Linked DNA regions of Homo sapiens: region 1 is linked to region 2. A link is a loop called in an ENCODE intact Hi-C map of the cell type or tissue named here. Cell type or tissue: A673. All regions are shown on one strand. Links, peaks and the distances in the headings refer to the core of each region. The heading gives the core; the rest is flanking DNA.

Region 1 (10,024 bases), core at 1,339-9,338, 480 kb before region 2:
CTGGGCTCCAGGCCACCCCTGAGCTGGGCAAGGGCAGCCAGCCCCTGTCACAGAGATTCAACGCCATCAGCTCAGAGGACTTTGACCAGGAGCTTGTCGTGAAGCCTATCAAAGTGAAAAGGAAGAAGAAGAAGAAGAAGACAGGTACCCTCTGTAGCTGGCACACACCCATCTGGGGTTACAGTCTTTCCAGATTCTCTGGGAGTGCTGCTGCTCACTGAGTGAGCAATGCTCCATACATCCAAAAGCAGAGAACACATACATTTCTTCCCCAAAGGAGTTTTACTGCAAAATACTTCACATTAACGGAAAATACACACACACACACACACACACACTGTAAGGTCTAAATGATGACAGAACACCTGTGTGTACTCACCACCCTGCTTAAAGGGTCTCAGTTTTGTACTTTTCAATATTTATTTATGTATTTATATTATTTATTTATTTTTTGCGACAGAGTTTCGCTCGTCGCCCAGGCTGGAGTGCAATGGCACGATCTCGGCTCACTGCAACCTCACCTCCTGAGTTCAAGCAATTCTCCTGCCTCAGCCTCCCGAGTATGCATGCCCAGCGAATTTTGTATTTTTAGTAGATACAGGGTTTCTCCATGTTGGTCAGGCTGGTCTTGAACTCCCAAACTCAGGTGATCTGCCCGCCTCGGCCTCCCAAAGTGCTGGGATTACAGCGTGAGCCACCGCGCCTGGCATAGTTTTTAGTATTTAAATTAAAATGTCGGGGCCGGGCGCAGTGGCTCATGCCTGTAATCCCAACACTTTGGGAGGCCGAGGCAGGCGGATCACGAGGTCAAGAGATTGAGACCATCCTGGCCAACATGGTGAAACCCCGTCTCTACTAAAAACACATAAATTAGCTGGGCTTGGTGGCATGTGCCTGTAATCTCAGTCACTCGGGAGGCTGAGGCAGGAGAATCACTTGAACCTGGGAGGCAGAGGATGCAGTGAGCCGAGGTCACGCCACTGCACTCCAGCCTCGCAACAGAGCAAGACTCCGTCTCAAAAAAAAAAAAAAAAAAAGTGTTGGTTTATCCATGTATACCATTGATTAAATCAGAGATTCTGTGAGCCTGGGTGGAAAGTTGTGGAAACCAGAAGATCTATGCTGGTAAATACTTGGGACATTTTATGTTTAGTGTTGAATATGCTACCAAATATGGGATTTAACATTGAATTTTTTTCTTTTTTTTTTTCAACTTTTATTTTAAATACAGGGGGTCCATGCGCAGGTTTGTTACATGGGTATACAGCACCCAGGTAGTGAGCACAGTATGCAGTAGGTGGCTTTTGACCCATGCCGCCTCCTCTCCCGCTCTGGAGGTCCACAGTGTCTGTCCTTCCCATGTTTATGTCCATGCGTGCTCAGTGTTTGGCTCCCACTTACAAGTCAGAACATGCTGTTGGTTTTCTGTTCCTGTTGCATTAATTTGCTTAGGATTACGGCCAGCGGTTCCATCCATGTTGCTGTAAAGGACAAGATTTCATTCTTTATTTTTATTTATTTATTTATTTATTTATTTATTTTTTAATTTATTGGAGACAGAGTTTCACTGTTGTCACCCAGGCTAGAGTGCAATGGTGCGATCTCGGCTCACTGCAACTTCCGCCTCCCAAGTTCAAGCAATTCTCCTGCCTCAGCCTCCCGAGTAGCTGGGATTACAGGTGCCCACTACCACGCCCAGCTAAGTTTTTGTATTTTTAGTAGAGGCAGGGGTTTACCATGTTGGACAGGCTGGTCTTGAACTCCTGACCTAAGGTGGCCCACCCGCCTCGGCCTCCCAAAGTGCTAGGATGGCTTATGAGCGTGAACCACCGTGCACAGCCCAGATTTCATTCTTTGTTATGGCTGTGTAACACTGAATTTTTCAAACCTTTTACTCCTTGGTTCCTGTTAATCCTCTCTAGCTAAGATGACTGCAACACTGAAGGAAATGTTATTAGATTTCTAAGCATTTTAATAATTATAAGGAATTGGTTTGTGACCCAGGTGAACATCTCAGTTTGTCCCCTGGTTTTTCTTAGCTGCCCTCAAACCCATGGATTTGTTCAGTACTTGCATGCATAGAAAGCATCTCTTTGTTGGGATTATTTGTACTTAAGAGGTTTATTCTTCATTCACCAAATATCCTTTATTTAAAATTTTTTTTCTTGAGCCAAAAATATGTGTGCAAGTTAGTCTCTTACTAATCATATAGAACCGTGCCTTATTTTGAATGTTCTTATTCTGAATTAGAAGGTGGAAGCAGGAGCACCTGTCACAGCTCCCTGGAATCGACACCCTGCTCCGAATTTCCTGGGGACAGTCCCCAGTCCTTGAACACAGACTTGCTGTCGATGACCTCAAGTGTCCTGGGCAGTAGCGTGGATCAGTTAAGTGCAGAGTCTCCAGACCAGGAAAGCAGCTTCAATGGTGAAGTGAACGGTGTCCCACAGGAAAATACTGACCCCGAAACGTTTAATGTCCTGGAGGTGTCAGGATCAATGCCTGATTCTCTGGCTGAGGAAGATGACATTAGAACTGAAATGCCACACTGTCACCATGCACATGGGCGGGAGCTGCTCAATGGAGCGAGGGAAGATGTGGGAGGCAGTGATGTCACGGGACTCGGAGATGAGCCGTGTCCTGCAGATGATGGACCAAATAGCACACAGTTACCCTTCCAAGAACAGGACAGCTCTCCTGGGGCGCATGATGGGGAAGACATCCAACCCATTGGCCCCCAAAGCACTTTTTGTGAAGTCCCCCTCCTGAACTCACTCACTGTGCCTTCCAGCCTCAGCTGGGCCCCAAGTGCTGAACAGTGGCTGCCTGGGACCAGAGCTGATGAAGGCAGCCCCGTGGAGCCCAGCCAAGAGCAGGACATCCTAACCAGCATGGAGGCCTCTGGCCACCTCAGCACAAATCTCTGGCATGCTGTCACTGATGATGACACAGGTCAGAAAGAAATACCCATTTCTGAACGTGTCTTGGGGAGTGTGGGAGGACAGCTGACTCCGGTCTCTGCCTTGGCAGCCAGCACTCACAAGCCCTGGCTTGAGCAGCCTCCACGGGATCAGACATTGACGTCCAGCGATGAGGAGGACATCTATGCCCACGGGCTTCCTTCTTCATCCTCAGAGACGAGTGTGACAGAGCTCGGACCTAGTTGCTCCCAGCAGGACCTGAGCCGGCTGGGTGCAGAGGACGCCGGGCTGCTCAAGCCAGATCAGGTATGTGGGTTCGGGTGGTGGGAAAAGTAGCTGAGGCTTCTTTCTTAAGGGTAATAATTGTCAAGACTGATTATTTTCCTTCTCATGGAAAGAAATTCTATTCCTACTGCAAAATCCGTAGGCCAACTCTGTTTTCAAGTCTGGGTTTCAGGGGATTTCCAGCACAGGGACTATGAATGGCTTGAACTACTTCTGACCTGTTCTACCCTGCTCAGTAACCTGCCTCCCCAACCAAGGTAGCGTCTTGCTGTTTCCTCTGACCCCACAAGTGCAGGCTGGTGTAGGCACTTACTGTTAGCCATCGTAGGGCAGGGCTGAATTGGCCTGGGGCCATCTCAGAAAACCAGTGGGCAGAGGACTGTCCACCTGTGGAGTAGAGAAAGCTCTGAGCAGTTTGGAGGCAGGGAGTCTCCTGTCCTTCTCCTCACACCCCTCCAAGGAACCATCTGCAAGAGCACGAGGCCATTTCCAGAACTGCTGTCTCCTCAACCTCCGAACAGTGGCTCCAAGGCTCCCCTGCGAGCTGTACAGGAACCAGTTTGGAGTAACCAGTCTTTGTAGGTCCACCCAGCACATGTAACTAGGAGATGACTTTTAACTGTCCTTGAGCATTTTATATTAAAAGTGATTTTTTTAAAAGTGCCTACTTCCCTTAGCAAGTAATTATTACTAGATATATTTGTTTCAAAACTGTGTCTTGCCCTGTCTCCTACTAACTGTCGATGTGAGGTATGAATTATGGCTGCGCACTTACAGCCACGTGTGCTTTCCACAGTCTACGCTGGCTTCTGTCAGTGCTAGCAGTGTGACGCTTTGTCAGTGCTCACCATGTGCAGGTATCCCACAAAGCACTTTAGAGGTTTAACTCTTTTACTTCTCTAAACACGAACTATAAAATAGGCACTCTTCTTGTCCCCATTTTACAGAGGAGAAAATGGAAGCACAGAACAGCTAGACAGCTTGCACAAGGTCACATAGCAAATGAAGGGCGGGCCCCAGGACCCCCTCACTCACCCTCTGTGCTGTCATGCCTCAGAAGTGAAACATGCTGCTTACTTGTTTTGAGACAAAACGCCATAAGTCTGGCTTTTTTTTCTTCTTTCTTTCTTTTTTTTTTTTTTTTCTGAGACAGGGTCTCACTCTGTCACCCAGGATGGAGCGCAGTGGCGCAATCATGGCTCATTGCTGCCTCGACCTCCCCAAGCTCAAGTGATCCACCTGCCTCAGCTTCCTGAGTCACTGGGACTACAGGCATGTGCCACCATGCCCAGCTAATTTTTGTATTTTTTGTAGAGAAGGGGTTTTGCCATATTGCCCAAGCTGGTCTCGAACTCCTGAGCTCAAGCAATCTGCCTGCCTCGGCTTCCCAAAGTGCTGGGATTACAGGTGTGAGCTGCTGTGCCTGGCCAAGGGTGGCCTTTTATTCAGTCATCCGGCATTTATCTTTTCAACCCAGTGGTTCTTGAGTGGCCTTGACTGTCAGCCTCTGTGATTATGCTGGGGACCACAGTGCAGATGGCAGCTAGTTGTGGATTCCATCTTCCTGAGCCTCAGAGTCTTGAGGGGGAGCCAGGTACATGTTCACATCCTCGCAGTTGAGTGGGACTCAGGTGAGGGTACTGAGCAAAGTACAGGGCTGCAGGAAGCGCAAGCAGCATGGCCCCCTAATGTCTGGGCGTTAGCCAGGCAGACTGTCGGTGGGGTGGGGTATTGGAATTCTAGGCCAGAAATTTAGGAAAGCCCTCACTTAGGTGACAGGGATCCTGGCCCTTTGAGCCCCTGACTCTCTAACTTCCTCCCTTCCTCATCCCACTCCAGGTAGCTGGGAAGCCAAGAAATTTTATGGTGTGTTTTTATTTGGAGGTTCGGTGTGGAAGTAAGACTTGCCATGGTGAGCAGGGCTGGATTGAGAAGAGTTGGGCACCATTTTCTTTGAAGTAGTTAACTTCTATGTGGGTATCTGTACAAATACATTTATCTTCTTTGCATTTATTGAAAAGTATTAAAGTACAAAGACTTTATTTAGCTTTGATTTTTAAAAGAATTCTAGCAAGGTCGGGCACAGTGGCTCACGCCTGTAATCCCAGCACTTTGGGAGGCCAAGGTGGGCGAATCACCTGAGGTCAGGAGTTCGAGACCAGCCTGGCCAACATGGCGAAACCCCGTCTCTACTAAAAATACAAAAAATAGCCGGGTGTGGTGGCAGATGCCTGTAATCCCAAGTACTCAGGAGCCTGAGGCAGGAGAATTGCGACTTGCTTGAACCCAGGAGGCGGAGGTTGCAGTGAGCCGAGATTGTGCCCCTGTACTCCAGCCTGGGCGACAGAGCGAGTCTCTGTCTCAAAAAGGAAAAAAAAAAGAAAATATGGTGGAAAAAAGAAAGACAGTGGTAGTGCCATATATCCAGTGCCTCTGTAATGATTAGACTACAAAAAATTGACTTGCATCCAAATGTTGAAGAACCTGGCTCTTTGTGTAAGGTGAGGTATGCCTGCAGAATAATAGCAGCTCCTTCGTAACGTGATGTGATGCTCTAAGCGTTACATTTGCAAAGGTGTTAGAACAGGAGAAAATGTCATCCAGGGACTCCAGGGAGTCTTTGTAGGGAGACAGCAGCACGCGTCTCAGAAGGTTTGTAGTAGAGGGGTGTCCACAGATAGCAGGGGTTGGGAGAAGGGTTGACTTGGCGTCTTGCTGACCCGTTTTACCGTCTCGTGTTAATGATATCCTCTCACCTTTCTTACTGAGAACAGTAAGCCAAATGTGGCTGTGTCCTCTGCCACAGAACTCACTGGCTCTTCCCTTGTTAGTTTGCAGAAAGCTGGATGGGCTACTCGGGTCCCGGCTATGGCATCCTCAGCTTGGTGGTCTCCGAGAAGTATATCTGGTGCCTGGACTACAAAGGCGGCCTGTTCTGCAGCGCGTTGCCGGGCGCCGGGCTGCGCTGGCAGAAGTTTGAAGATGCTGTCCAGCAGGTGGCAGTCTCGCCCTCAGGTTCGCCTCCCCGCTCCCTGCTCCCGCTCCCTGCTCCCGCTCGCCGCTCCTGCTCCCCGCCCCCGGGGTGCAGACATCTTAGTACAGGGCTCCCCTGCAGCAGCTCTGGGCTCACGCTGCCGTGCGTTCACCAGGTTTGCCTCTTCAGGAACGTTTGAGGGGTTGTCTCCAAAGAACGTGAATTGCTTCATTGGATGTCAATTCGTAGTGTAAATGGGTGTTCAGTTTGAGTTTTTGTTTTCTTTATTAATTGCAATGGTAAGCTCTGATCGTATTTTTGTAAGCTAGACAAAAAGTTTGAAAATTGAGGGACTTTTTTAGGGATATTAATATACTAACTCTTCATAAAAATAATACGTGTTTCTCTTTCTCATTGTTGCTTTAAAGCAACCGAACTAACGAAGACGGGCCTATGGATATGTTAGATATATTCCAATTATTTGGCTTCCTCTTTAGGAATTCTGTTTTAATGAGCTCTCTGCTGTGGGTGAACAGTCTACTCCCTGACTCTAAAAGGAAAGTCCATTCATTCTTTCATGCTGCTGTTAGGCCATTGTTAGTGAACTGGAGCTGGTGTTTCCTGAACGATGTTCTCCTGAGCTGGAAGACCTCCCATATCTGCATGGAATCATTTGCTTGCTTTTTCTTTCTTTCTTTCTTTTTTTTTTTTTTTTGAGACAGAGTCTTGCTGTGTTGCCCAGGCTGGAGTGCAGTGGTACAATCTCAGCTCACTGCGAGCTCCACCTCCCAGGTTCGCACTATTCTCCTGCCTCAGCCTCCCCAGTAGCTGGGACTACAGGCACCCGCCACCACGCCCAGCTAATTTTTTTGTATTTTTTTAGTGGACACGGGGTTTCACTGTGGTAGCCAGGATGGTCTTGATCTCCTGACCTCATGATCCGCCCGCCTCAGCCTCCCAAAATGCTGGGATTACAGGTGAGAGCCACTACGCCCGGCTTTGCTTGTTTTTTCTTAAGGTTGTGTTGGCCACGTCGGCACCTACGCCAGTGGGGACACTTTTGCCTTGAAGCAGCCTGGTTTACTGTCAGGACATTGGAATAGAAGTCAGACGAAGCCGAAGCTGAGTCTGTGGCTTGGGACCTGTCTGTTCTCTGTAACTTCACTGTGTTTCGGGATGAATTTCCCTTAATTCTCCCTGGTCTCTGTCACTGTTTAAAATATTAGTTTGTTCAGCGTTGTTTTTCTTGCTTGCTTTCACTGTTTGTTTGAAAAATATTTTTCTTTAGAGACTGGCTAACAACCCACTCCACAAGCTGTCATTACACAGTTGTGTGTTTTAATTCATTTCTCGTTGGTATCATTTACCTTCAGGTTTGTCTCCTTAGCCTTTTAGAACTTTGGTTCTATTCCTGACTATATTAGTTACTTGTATTCCCAGGCCCCTTGGTCCCTCACTGTGCTAGCGGGAACTCTGTATCTCCATGAGATTCACCTGCTCAGTTGAGGCGTCCTTCAGGGCCCAGTCCCATGTCCTTGGTGGGCAGCAGAGCCCTTGTGCCGGGGGCACCACAGGCAGAGATGCTCGACAGGCCCTCTAGTCCAGCCCAGCTGACACTCGGTGATCACTGGTGGCCCCTTGCCTTGCCTGCGTCGGCCTGCTCCAGGCCTCCAGCTGCAGCGCTATCCTGCCTTCCCTTTCCTCTCTCCTCCTCCATCTCTTCATCAAAGTCCTCTTCACAGTGAAAACAGGCCAACTCAGTGCAAGTGTGTTCCTTCTGTGCACCTTTTCCATTCAGCTCATCCAGAACTGATCCTTCTCTTTGAATCCCTAAAGGACTTTTTCAGCCTCTCCTAGGGCACTAGTTGTGCTTAGGATGTTTATTTGGAGACTTATCAAACCTAATAATGTCATCAGTGTTTCTCCTCCCGTGTGAGGAGCGCCTGTCATGTGCCCAGCTCTGTGGCCATGTGGTTGATCTGCTTCCGTCTGCAGTCTTTAGAGCAGCCCTGTAAGGTGGAGATGATCCCCACGGCCCAGGAGGAAAGTGAAGCTTGGAGACGGGCGGTGACATGGAGCCTGAAGCTGCATAGCCACTGGGTGGTGGCCAAGGGCCCAAACCTGGGTCTGGTGGCCTCTTTCCCCACTTGGGGGGACAGAACAGGATGTGTTTTAGAAATCTTTCTCCCCTCAATGCCCAGCATGAAGACTTTTGTATAGAAATATATTCTAGTATTTATTGGACAGTGAATAGAATTTTTATTTCCATAGGAGCCCTTCTCTGGAAGATTGAACAGAAATCTAACCGGGCTTTTGCTTGTGGGAAAGTCACCATCAAGGGGAAGCGGCACTGGTACGAAGCCCTGCCCCAGGCAGTGTTTGTGGCCCTGAGCGATGACACGGCCTGGATCATCAGGACCAGTGGGGACCTATACTTGCAGACAGGTAACCGCGGGCCACGCTTAGAGGCCTGCCAGCTCTGCCGTCACTGCCTCTGCTGCACCCTGCTTTGCTAGTAACATGCTTACCACAATCGCTATGATTAAGAGGCTAAATCCATTCGAATTAAGACACTTCTGGGAAGAGAGTATTTGCCATTTGGCATGTATTAGCAGTTTCCTGCATTGACACAAACTCAACCCAGGACAAATTTAGGGCAAAAATGAATAGGATTATTTGGTGAGATACAGAAACAGAATCTTATTCTCCTATGGCCAACCACCGCATATCACGTATCCTACAATGTTAGATCTTAAGAGGTAAGAATACAGAGGAAGGACATAAAATTCATTTCCCCCTTTAAGCTAAAGTTTAAGTGGCTGCATTTTTTTTTTCAGCCATATCAAAGCCCGGCTCCTATATACTTACTTACCCGTGGGCCAGGAAAAAAAAAGAAATAATTTGCTCTTTTTTATTTTGAGACGGAGTCTCGCTCTCTTGCCCAGGCTGGCATGCAGTGGTGCCATCTTGACTCACTGCAACCTCTGCCTCCTGGGTTCAAGTGATCCTCCTGCCTCAGCTTCCTGATCACAGGCTGGGATTACAGGTGCCCATCACCACGCCCAGCCAATTTTTTTGTATTTTTAGTAGAGATGGAGTTTCACTATGTCGGCCAGGCTGGTCTTGAACTTCTGACCTCAAGTGATCTGCCCGCCTCAGCCTCCCAAAGTGCTGGGATTACAGGTGTGAGCCACCACACCAGGCCATAATTTGCTCTAAATAGCAGTTCAGGCCAGGTGTGGTGGCTCATGCCTGTAATCCCAACACTTTGGGAGGCCTAGACGAGCAGATCACCTGAGGTCAGGAGTTCAAGACCAACCTGGCCAACATGGTGAAACTCTGTCTCTACTAAAAAAAAAAAAAAAAATACAAAAAATTAGCTGGGCGTGGTGGCGCTTGCCTGTAATCCCAGCTACTTGGGAGCCTGAGGCACAAGAATCACTTGAACCTGGGAGGCAGAGCTTGCAGTGAGCTGAGATCGCGCCACTGCACTCTCCAGCCTGGTGACAGGGCGAGACTCCGTCTCAAAACAAAACAAAACAAAAATAGCAGTTCAGCAAGTCACAGGAAGCTGCCCTCAGGGAAGTTTTTAGCTGATGGAAGGGCACAGTGGGACTTGCTTATTAAAAATAAGCTGTAATGACAGTCAGTGTTTACTGTCAGCAGAATGGGGAAGGATCTTCCACCAGCAATGTGATTTATCAGTATCTGGAAGGACTGTGGGGCAGGAGTTATCGTCAGTTGTCCAGAGGCCACGTTGGATTTATGTAAAGATCAGTCTTCCAGGCGTTTAATGTTGTTGATTCCAGGAGAATGTTGTTGTTGTTGTTTTGAGACGGAATCT
Region 2 (10,024 bases), core at 1,404-9,403:
TGTCCTTCTGGCAGCTGCTCGTGGCAGTTAAGGGCTCCTGGGCTGTCACCGCCACCATGGCCTGCCTTCCATTTCTCCAGGAAGTTGTTTGGGTCAGGCCTGGTAGCAGGAAGCCCTGCATCTCCCCCAAAATTATCAGATGGGGAGAACCGCTCAGCCCTCCCCCACTGTCCTGCCACTCCCAGGGTCCCCTGCAGCCACCACAGCGCCCTGCTCAGTCCCTCCCCATCCTTCAAGGCACTGCATGGGGCCACATCCAGAACAGATGCCATCGGTCCCCACGTGTGGCCCACTGAGCAGGGAGGAGTGGACCTAGGAGCAGCACCCCAGGGTCCTCCCTCAGGGTCTCAGGGCCTCTCCTGAGGGTCCCTTGCCAGCGCAGCACCAGCCCCGCCCTCTCTGCGGGCCCACACCACCCCTGCCGTGCCCTGGCTGGTGGCAGTAGTGGGGCGCTGGAATCCTGGGACTGGCAGCCTCCACCCCACACACGATGGGGAGCCTGTGGTACCTTGGCTCCCGGGAGCTGCCCCAGGACACAGCCTTGCTGGTCCTTCCGTCTGGGGGATCCCAAATCCTCACACCCCTGTGGTGGGGGCCTGCGCTCCATCCATCTCCCTGGGCGCTCAAGCCCAGGGTCCTGCCGCAGCCTTGAGGACACCGGGACACCTATGGAGACCAGGCAGTGTGCAGTTGTCACCGCTGACCGCAAGTGTGAGCTGGGCCGGGGGTGGGATGGCGAGGACAGCCAGCGCGATGTGCCGATGAATGGGGAATGTCAGCTGGAGGCTTGAGGGATTGCAGAAACTGGATTCCTTTTTTTTTTTTGGAGACGGAGTTTCACTTGTCACCCAGGCTGGAGTGCAGTGGCGCAATCTTGGCTCACCACAACCTCTGCCTCCTGGGTTCAAGCAACTCTCCTGCCTCAGCCTCCCAAGTAGCTGGGATTACAGGCATGCGCCACCACGCCTGGCCAATTTTTTGTACTTTTAGTAGAGACGGGGTTTCTACCTGTTGGTCAAACTCCCGAACACAGGTGATCCGCGTGCCTTGGCCTCCCTTTTTTTTTTTTTTTTGAGCTGGGGTCTCTCTCTGTCACCCAGGTTGGAGTGCAGTGGTGTGATCTCAGCTCACTGCAGCCTCAACCTCTCAGGCTCAAGTGATCCTCCCACCTCAGTCTCCTGAGTTGCTGGGACCACAGGCGCATGCCACCATGCCAGGCTAATTTTTGTATTTTTAATAGAGACGGTTTCGCCATGTTGCCCGGGGTGGTCCGGAACTCCTGAGCTCAAGTGATCCCCCCGCCTCGGTCTCCCAAAGTGCTGGGATTACAGGCGTGAGCCACCCCCGGCCTGGATTCTTGCACCCTCCTGGGAGTCCTACAGGAGAGGAGATGGGCGGCAAACCCCAAGACCTGCTGGACTGGCCTGGGCTGAGGGTGCTGGTGGGGACATCTGCAGAGCTGGCCTCAGATCATGCAGCAAGAAACGGCGGGGGGGAGGAAGGGGAGCTTCTGAGCTGCTCCCCCCAGGGCATTGGGCAGGGACTCCCTGCCCCCAGCCTGACGTCCAGACCTCAAGGGGGTTGGAGGGACTGAGTCCAGCCCTCAGGTGCACACCGGGCCATCACCTGGCTCCGTCCTGCTGTGGGGCAGCCCAGATCTTGCAGGGAATTGGGAACCAGGGGTGTCACAGTCTAGGCCTAGGGAAGGAGGAGGCCGTGGCCCTCGCCTGCCTCCCCTCAGCTCAGGGGGCTGCTCTGTTCTGGCCCAGATGAGTGATGCCGGAAGGGGAGCGGTGCAGAGCAGGGAGGCACACGCTCAGAGCCCTCCGTGGCCCTGACTCTGCACTGCAGCAGCCCCCACGCCCAAGAGTCAACCCAGCATCCAAACCAGGGAAGAGTCTGGACTGAAAGCGCAACCGTACTTGGTGAGAGGCCGGTAATCTCGAGTTCTGGTAAGGAAAGCAAGGCCTGGGGCGGAGGCTGGGGCTCGGCTGCTGGGCTGGATCAGGCGGCACACCCGGCTCACACTGCCCTGCAGTCCTGTGGGAGACAGCGGCACTCGGACCCGCTCACAAGCCCTGCAGGACACCAGTGGAACCACATGGGTGGAAGCCTAGAAATCAGATTCTGAATTGAAGTCCAGGGGGTTTTCTGTTTTCTGAAAATGAGTAGTTGCATAATCTAACCCTAAAATCAACCATTTCTTGTTAAAAGACCAGAAGAACCAAAGTGCTGTGCAGGGGAGGTGTCCGCGCCGCCTATGCTTTTTGTCTTAGTTTTTTAATTTTCAAGGTCATCCTTAAAGCCTCTGCCTTGACCCTGCAGCCACAGGTGACTTGGAGGCTGGAGGCCAGGCCTGGGGTCTGTGTCCTTCAAATAAATGCCTCAGTGCCGCTTGGGGGACTCGGTCCTGTGCCGGAGTTACTCGATTAGAAGTTAAAGGTGGAGGGGAAAGACACCTGTGGGGCCATCCCAACCCACTTCCTCCACTCAGACCACAGCTTTGAATGGGCTCAGTCCCCAGGGACCCCCAGGCCCCAGGGTCAGCCTCGCAGGGCAGAGCTCAGAACCCCCTGCCCAGACCCCAGGGAGCCAAAGGGGCCCAGATCTGGGCACAGGGCAGGAAGAGGGCTGGCACCTGCTGGGAGGGGTCTAGGAGCCAGGGGCACAGCTCACATGAGTGCATACCCAGCACCTCTGCTTCATGTCAAAGGGAGATGATGCTGGCGTCCACCCGAGAGGCCACATGGAAAGCACTCGACATGGACAGGACATCGCCCACAGGAAAAACCCCTGCAAGGGACCTTGGACCTTGGGGAAGGCGGCTGTGCCCTCCCGGGCTGGGCCTTGCACCCTGGCCTGCAGCCATTCGGCTCGGAGGACTCCCGGCACCCACAGGCACTTGGCTCCCGCCACTTCCCTGGCCCCTGTGGCACTTGGGGCTCCACAGCTCTCCGACTCCCTGCTGAGGGTTGAGCCGTTTGCAAGCATGTGTCCCCATGTGTGCTTGAGGGCCGGGGGCACCTGTGCATATGGTCAAGGGCCTTCTGTGCACACATGGCACCTGCAGTGTGGTCCCAGCCGTTCCTCAGCACCCGTGGGCCCAGCTCCATCTCGGGCGGCCTGCTTGGCGCAGCTCTCGCTGGTCACCTCGTGCCGGGTGACTGCTCTCCATCAGCTGTGCCCGGGCTCCACATACATAGCCCGGGTCACATCCACTCACGTCCTGGTCCAGCCAGCCTTGCGGGGACTCTGCCCAAGGAGGGACAGTAAGGGTTTTTGAGTACCAAGTCAGTGACCCTGACTGCCAGCAGCGGCTCCTCTTGACCCGGAGGCCGGTGAACACCTGACAACATTTCCCTCCATACAGCGCAGGGGCAGGGGCAGATTAACCCTCCGTGCGGAAGGAGGAGTGGAGGTGGAGGCGGGACAGTGGCTGGCCCCTGGTCCAAGTCTTGCAGAGCCCTCCCCATCTGGGGTGGGGTTGAAGCAAGTCACTCAGGGGCAGCTTCCTAGCTGGTGCTCCCGAGACCCTCAGCTCCCCAACACCCTGATGTCCTCCTCCTTCCTCCCATTGTCCATGGATGGAGAAGGGACCAACGGTTCCTCCGGGGCTGAGCTCTCGTCTCCTGGTGCTCCTGCTTCCCTACCCCCCAACCCCCAGGCCAGGGCTGCAGCCTGAAGGGGCACTGGGTCCCTGCGCCCTGTGAGATGGGCGCTGCCACCCTTGCTCTGCAGGTGACGAATGGAGGCGAAGTGAATTGCAGTGTCATATGGCATTTGAGTCCTAGACAGCGCCCAGGACTGGTCCGACCACCGCTAGATGCCACCAGGGGGGCTCTGCCTGTCCCCCACCCCAGCAGACAGCAGGCCCAGCCCCATCCAAGCTAGGTGGAGACCCCTGGTCCATACCCTCCTGGGCTTCCCTCTGAGTTGTATCCAACCCACCCAGCAACAGCTGCTCTCAGCAAGCCTCCTGGCCTCACCTGCACTCTCTTCCCTCCTCTCCTGCCTCTTGCCTTCCTTTTTTTGTGAGACAGATCTTGCTCTCTCGCCCAGGCTGGAGTGCTGTGGCGCAAGCTCAGCTCCCTGCAACCTCTGCCTCCTGGGTTCCAACAAATCTCCTGCCTCAGCCTCCCAAGTAGCTGGGATTACAGGCACCCATCACCACGCCCAGCTAATTTTTATATTTTTAGTAGAGATGGGGTTTCACCATGTTGGCCACGCTGATCTCGAACTCCTGACCTCAGGTGATCTGCCTGCCTTGGCCTCCCAAAGTGCTGGGATTACAGGTGTGAGCCACTGTGCCCAGCCACCTTCCTTTAAAAACAAAAACAAAAAACCCCAAAAACCTGAGGTCTTGCTCTGAGGCCCAGGCTGGGGTAATCGCAGTTCACTGCAGCTTCAACCTCCTGGGCTCAAGCAATTCTTCCTCAGCCTCTGCGGCGCCGGGACCACAGGCATGAGCCACTGCACCGGGTGTTCTTGGCTCCCTCGAAGCATCCCTCATGTTCCCGTCTCAAGGCCTTGGCGGGCTCTTTCCCTGTCTTGCTGATGTCCCAGGCCCACCCCACCTTTTCCCTGGCCCTGCCATGTGCAGGAGGCAGGGCTGTCACTCTTGCTGCCTCCACACCTCAGGGGAGGCTGTGAGCCAGCGTGGCCAGTCAGAGCACAGCAACCTCAGGCTACAGGAACTGGTGCAGAGTTGGAGACAGGAACCAATCAGAGACCTCACTGAGACCCTCCTGCCATGGCCTGGTCAAGGAGGTGGTGAGTCTCACTCTCCCAAGACACCTTCCCTGCCACGTGGAGAAGGCCGTGCACACGGAAACCAACACAGGAGGGCCGCCAGCCATAGCGGAGACAGACACAGGGACCAAGAGACTGAGACAGCCTCTAGATGCTGAAGCCTGCGCTGAAGCAGTTGGGCCGTGAGAGGTTCTTCTTACTGGAGGAAACTCCGGGGCTTTGCATTTCTCCACGTCCCTGCTGAGGTTCTGAGCCATTTGCAAGTTTGTGCCCTCATGTGTGCCTGAGGGCCGGGGGCACCTGTGCATATGCTCAAGGGCTTTCTGTGCACACATGGCACCTGCAGTGCGGTCGCAGCCATTCCTCAGCTCACATCTTTGCATGTGAGTGGTTCTGGTACCGCTTGTCTGCCCAGCGCCCTGGTGCCTATCTGCTGCCTCATGTGAGCTCGCTGGGCCACCCTCTGACTGCTGGACCCACCTCCAGAGGCCACTCAGGGCAAGAGAGATGGATCCCAATACCCCACCCAGCCAGCCCCAGCCCCCTATGGTCTGCCACCTTCAATTCAACCTCCTCACTGTGGCTGCAGCTGTGATCTCATCCTTCCTGTCTCATTTTAATGCCACCTTTTTCAGGAAGCCTCCCCTGACCAGGAAGCCAAGTGGCCTCACTACCCTCTCCACACAGCACAATCTAGGAATGGCCTGCCCAGGTGGAGCAGCAGTAGTCAAAGAGGCTCCATTGCTGCCCCAAGTCCTGGCCGTCCAGCACTCTGGACTCCCCTGAGGCCCCACCATCAGGAGAGGGAGCCCCAGCCTCTGGGCCCTTTCAGTCCTGGCTGTGGCCCTGAGCACCAGGGGTGAAGTTTGCTGAGCCTCACCTGGCCCTCTGCATTTATGGTGGCGGTGGGGATGGGGGGCAGAGCCAGACACTCAGGGGTGAAGCCCAACGCAGCCCTGTCAGTCAAACTGCCTCCTTCCCACTGAGAAGCAAGACAAGGGGCAAAACAGTTGTGACCCCCAAGTATCCTGTTTGTTCCTGGTTGAGGACATGTGAGTCCAGCAAGGGGCAGCCAAACTCCAGGACCGTGAGGACCCACCCTCCCCGTCCTAGGCTGGGCCAGCACCACAGAGCCACTGAGCGCAGGGACCTCTGCTCAAGGCGATCCCTCCAAGGTAAGGGGCAATGCTGGTGGCATCAGAGATGTCGAGGCAAGGCGCCCACCCGGGACACAAAAAGAGGCAGAGCTCCCCCCAGTGGCGGCTCCTTCCTCCCCGGATGCAGCATATCACTCATGAAAGAAGCAAATACCAGGCCAAGCAAAGGGGTGCTCATGGCAGAGTCTGCAGATGAGGGGTGGGGGTGCAGGAAACAGCAGGATGGCCTGGAGGGTGGAAGGCCCTGGAAGTCTCCAAGACTGAGTAGTTTCCCTTTCACCTTCAGTCCTCTGCCTACATACCCACCTCCACCATCCTTCCTGCACCCTTCCCTAGTCACTCATCCACCATCCTGCCATTGGAACCCAGTGTAACCATCCACCATTCTCCCCCTTCCATCAGCTACAACCAGTGTCTCCCCAATCCACAAGGCACACCATCCATCTCTCCACCAGTAATCCCCTAATGACCAATTCACCACCCTCCCAGAAACTCATCTCCCCATCATCAAATCATCCAAACATCATGCACAATCCATTTGCTGTTCATCTTTCTACCTCTCTGCTTCCCAACACCCACAAATCCATCCTCCATTCACTCACCACCCAGCCATTCCAACGTGCATGATGCAGATCCAAGCATGCACTGCAGACCCATTCCCCCAACCCCCATCAATCATCCATCCATCACCTAGCGCACATTCATTCACAATTTATCCACCATGCTCTGTCCACCCACCCATTGATTTATATCCAGTAACTCCTGTACTCTTATCCATCTACCTACTGTCTCTCTACTTACTACTATCCATTCACACATCATCTAAAATTCATTCACCATTATTCATCCACCATCAATCCATCCCTCCACCATTTGGTCTTGTCCACCATCCATCTACATCCAAAATCCACAACTTTTTCTCACCCACCGTGCATTGCAACAACTATCCATACATACACATCTGTTCAACAGCTACGATTTCTCTTTCACCCATCAACCATCCACTATGCAACCATGATTCATTTTGCCACCGTCCGCCCTTTCCCTCGTTCTCCTTTATTCAACTACCATCTACCATCCATCAACCATCCTTCCATAATCACTCTTCTATCCATCCATCCACCAATAACATTCACCATCTGTGAGCTGCCATCCATACACTTACCCATTCACCATCCACAATCAACTATCTACTCTTTTTTTTTTTTTTTTTTTTTTTTTTTTTAATAGAGTCTCACTCTGTCGCCCAGGCTGGAGTGGAGTGGCACAATCTCGGCTCACTGCAACCTCTGCCTCCCAGGTTGAAGCAATTCGGCCCCAGCCTCCCAAGTAGTTGGGATTACAAATGTGCACCATCACATTTGGCTCATTTTTGTATTTTTAGTAGAGACAAGGTTTCACCATGTTGTCCATGCTGGTCTTGAACTCCTGACCTCAAGTGATACTCCATCCTCAGCCTCCCAAAATGCTGGGGTTACAGGCGTGAGCCACCGCGCCCAGCCAACTATCTGCTTTCATCTACCATCCGTCATCTGTCTGTTGATCAACTGTCCTTCTACAAAATACTATATCAACCCACCACCCATCATCCACCATTCATAACGCACCACCCATCTATCCCCATTCACCATCCACCATCACCTTCCATCTACCTACCATCCACCATCCACCATTCATAACACACCACCCATCATCCCCATTCACCATCCACCATCACCTTCCATCCATCTACCATCCATCATCCACCACCCATCTATCCCCATTCACCATCCACCATCACCTTCCATCCATCCACCATCCATCATCCACCATCCATCTATCCCCATTCACCATCCACCATCACCTTCCATCCATCCACCATCCATCATCCAACATCCATCTATCCCCATTCACCATCCACCATCACCTTCCATCCATCCACCATCCATCATCCAACATCCATCTATCCCCATTCACCATCCACCATCACCTTCCATCCATCTCCCATCCATCATCCACCATCCATCTATCCCCATTCACCATCCACCATCACCTTCCATCCATCTACCATCCATCATCCACCATCCATCCCCATTCACCATCCACCATCACCTTCCATCCATCCACCATCCATCATCCAACATCCATCTATCCCCATTCACCATCCACCATCACCTTCCATCCATCCACCATCCATCATCCACCATTCATAACGCACCACCCATCTATCCCAATTCACCATCCACCATCACCTTCCATCCATCTACCACTCATTCATTCACCATTCATTTATCCACCGTCCATTCATGCATACATCCACCATCCATCTATCCACCATTCATCCATCCACCATCCACTCCCACTATCCATCCATCCACCATCTATCCATCCACACATTCACCATCCACCCATCCACAACCTACCATCCATTCATCCACCATTCACTCATCCACCATCCATTCTCCACCATCCATCTACCCATCCATCCCTCTACCCATTCACATATCCACCATCCACTCATCCATCATCCACAATTCACTCATCCAGCGTCCATTCATCCATCCACCCATTCACACATCCACCCATCTACCATCCACCATCCCTTCATCCACCATCCACCCATCATTCACTCACCCACCATCCACCATCCATCCATCCACCCATCTATATGTCCATTCACCCATTCGCCATCCACTCATCCACCACCCACCATTCATCTATCATCCCTCATCCACTGTCTACCATCCACCATTCATCCATCCACCCATTCACCCATCCACCATCCATCCATCCACCATCCACTTATCCACAATCTGCCATCCACCATTCGCCATTCATCCATCCATTCATCCACCACCCATCACCATTCACATCCACCATCGGCCATTCACCATCCACCATCCACCATCCACCTATTCACCATCCACCATTCACTCATTCACCACCCATCCTTCCATCCACCCACCATCCACCACCCACCATCCACCAACCACTATTCATCTTACCATCCACCATCCACCATCTATCATCCACTATCTACCATCTGCCGCCCATCCATCCACTTAATATTCACCATCTACTCATCACCATTCACTTGTCCATTATCCACCACCCACCAACCATCATCCACCTACCATCCATCATCCACCATTTATCCATTATCTACTTATCTACCATCCATTACCCATCCATTTATCATCCTATCCACCATCTACTATCCACCCATTATCCACTATCCACTGTCTATTCACTATCCACCATCTATTCACTATCCACCGTCCATCTCCATCCACAATTCACCATTTATGCAACCATCATCCACCATCTATCCATTTACCATCTATCTATTCACCATCCACCATCCATCCATTCAGCATTCATCACTCACCAAACATCCACCATTTAACACCCACTTTTTTTTTTTTGAGATGGGGTTTCACTCTTGTTGCCCAGGCTGGAGCACAGTGGCGTGATCTCCGATCACCACAACCTCCGCCTTCCAGGTTCAAACGATTCTCCTGCCTTAGCCTCCCAAGTAGCTGGGATTACAGGCATGTGCCACCATGCCTATCTAATTTTGTATTTTTAGTAGAGATGGGGTTTCTCCATGTTGGTCAGGCTGGTCTCGAACTCCCGACCTCAGGTGATCTGCCCGCCTTGGCCTCCCAAAGTGCTGCGGTTACAGGCGTGAGCCACCGTGCCCCGCCAACACCCACTCTTTATGATCTACCTGTCGGCCATGTATCCATTTATGCCATTATCCATCCACCACTCCCTGATTACCATCCATTCCTTTTCCTTTTTTTTTTTTTTTTTTTGAGACGGAGTCTCGCTCTGTCGCTCAGGCTGGAGTGCAGCGCACGATCGTGGCTCACTGCAAGCTCCACCTCCTGGGTTCACGCCGTTCTGCCTCAGCCCCCCAAGTAGCTGGGACTACAGGCGCCTTCTACCATGCCCGGTTAATTTTTTTGTATATTTTTAGTATAGACGGGGTTTCACCGCGTTAGCCAGGATGGTCTTGATCTCCTGACCTCGCGATCCGCCTGCCTCACCCTCCCAAAGTGCTGGGATTACAGGCATGAGCCACCACGCCCGGCCATTCATTCATTTTTCACTCACCATCCTCATCCATCCATTCA

What was found. A loop is a pair of places that touch in the nucleus more often than their neighbours do. Peaks named below come from ENCODE experiments on the same cell type or tissue, not always from the same donor. Only the 100,000 strongest peaks of a DNase experiment are listed, where the experiment ranks them.
Region 1: a loop joins it to region 2, with 11 times the contacts of the local background. A loop is called at or near these places in 9 of 110 quality-filtered maps.

What each region holds. Positions count from the first base shown.
Region 1 is chr14:102,431,985-102,442,008 of GRCh38, forward strand. It overlaps TECPR2 (tectonin beta-propeller repeat containing 2), which reads left to right. Exons shown (of 20, transcript NM_014844.5): 8 at 1-144; 9 at 2,251-3,227; 10 at 6,038-6,221; 11 at 8,452-8,625. Among named protein-coding and RNA genes, the nearest start is that of ANKRD9, 73 kb to the right of the region's middle. RefSeq lists a silencer at 6,125-6,174 and an enhancer at 7,844-8,351. In A673, for the core only: a CTCF peak has its summit at 6,192 (motif pointing right); a DNase peak (open chromatin) is centred at 6,247; H3K4me3 peaks cover 365 bases; H3K27ac peaks cover 398 bases.
Region 2 is chr14:102,912,046-102,922,069 of GRCh38, forward strand. No RefSeq gene overlaps it. Among named protein-coding and RNA genes, the nearest start is that of AMN, 5.6 kb to the right of the region's middle. RefSeq lists enhancers at 1,047-1,636, 1,637-2,226, 2,570-3,070, 4,665-4,804 and a silencer at 2,678-2,727. In A673, for the core only: a CTCF peak has its summit at 6,013 (motif pointing left); a DNase peak (open chromatin) is centred at 6,006.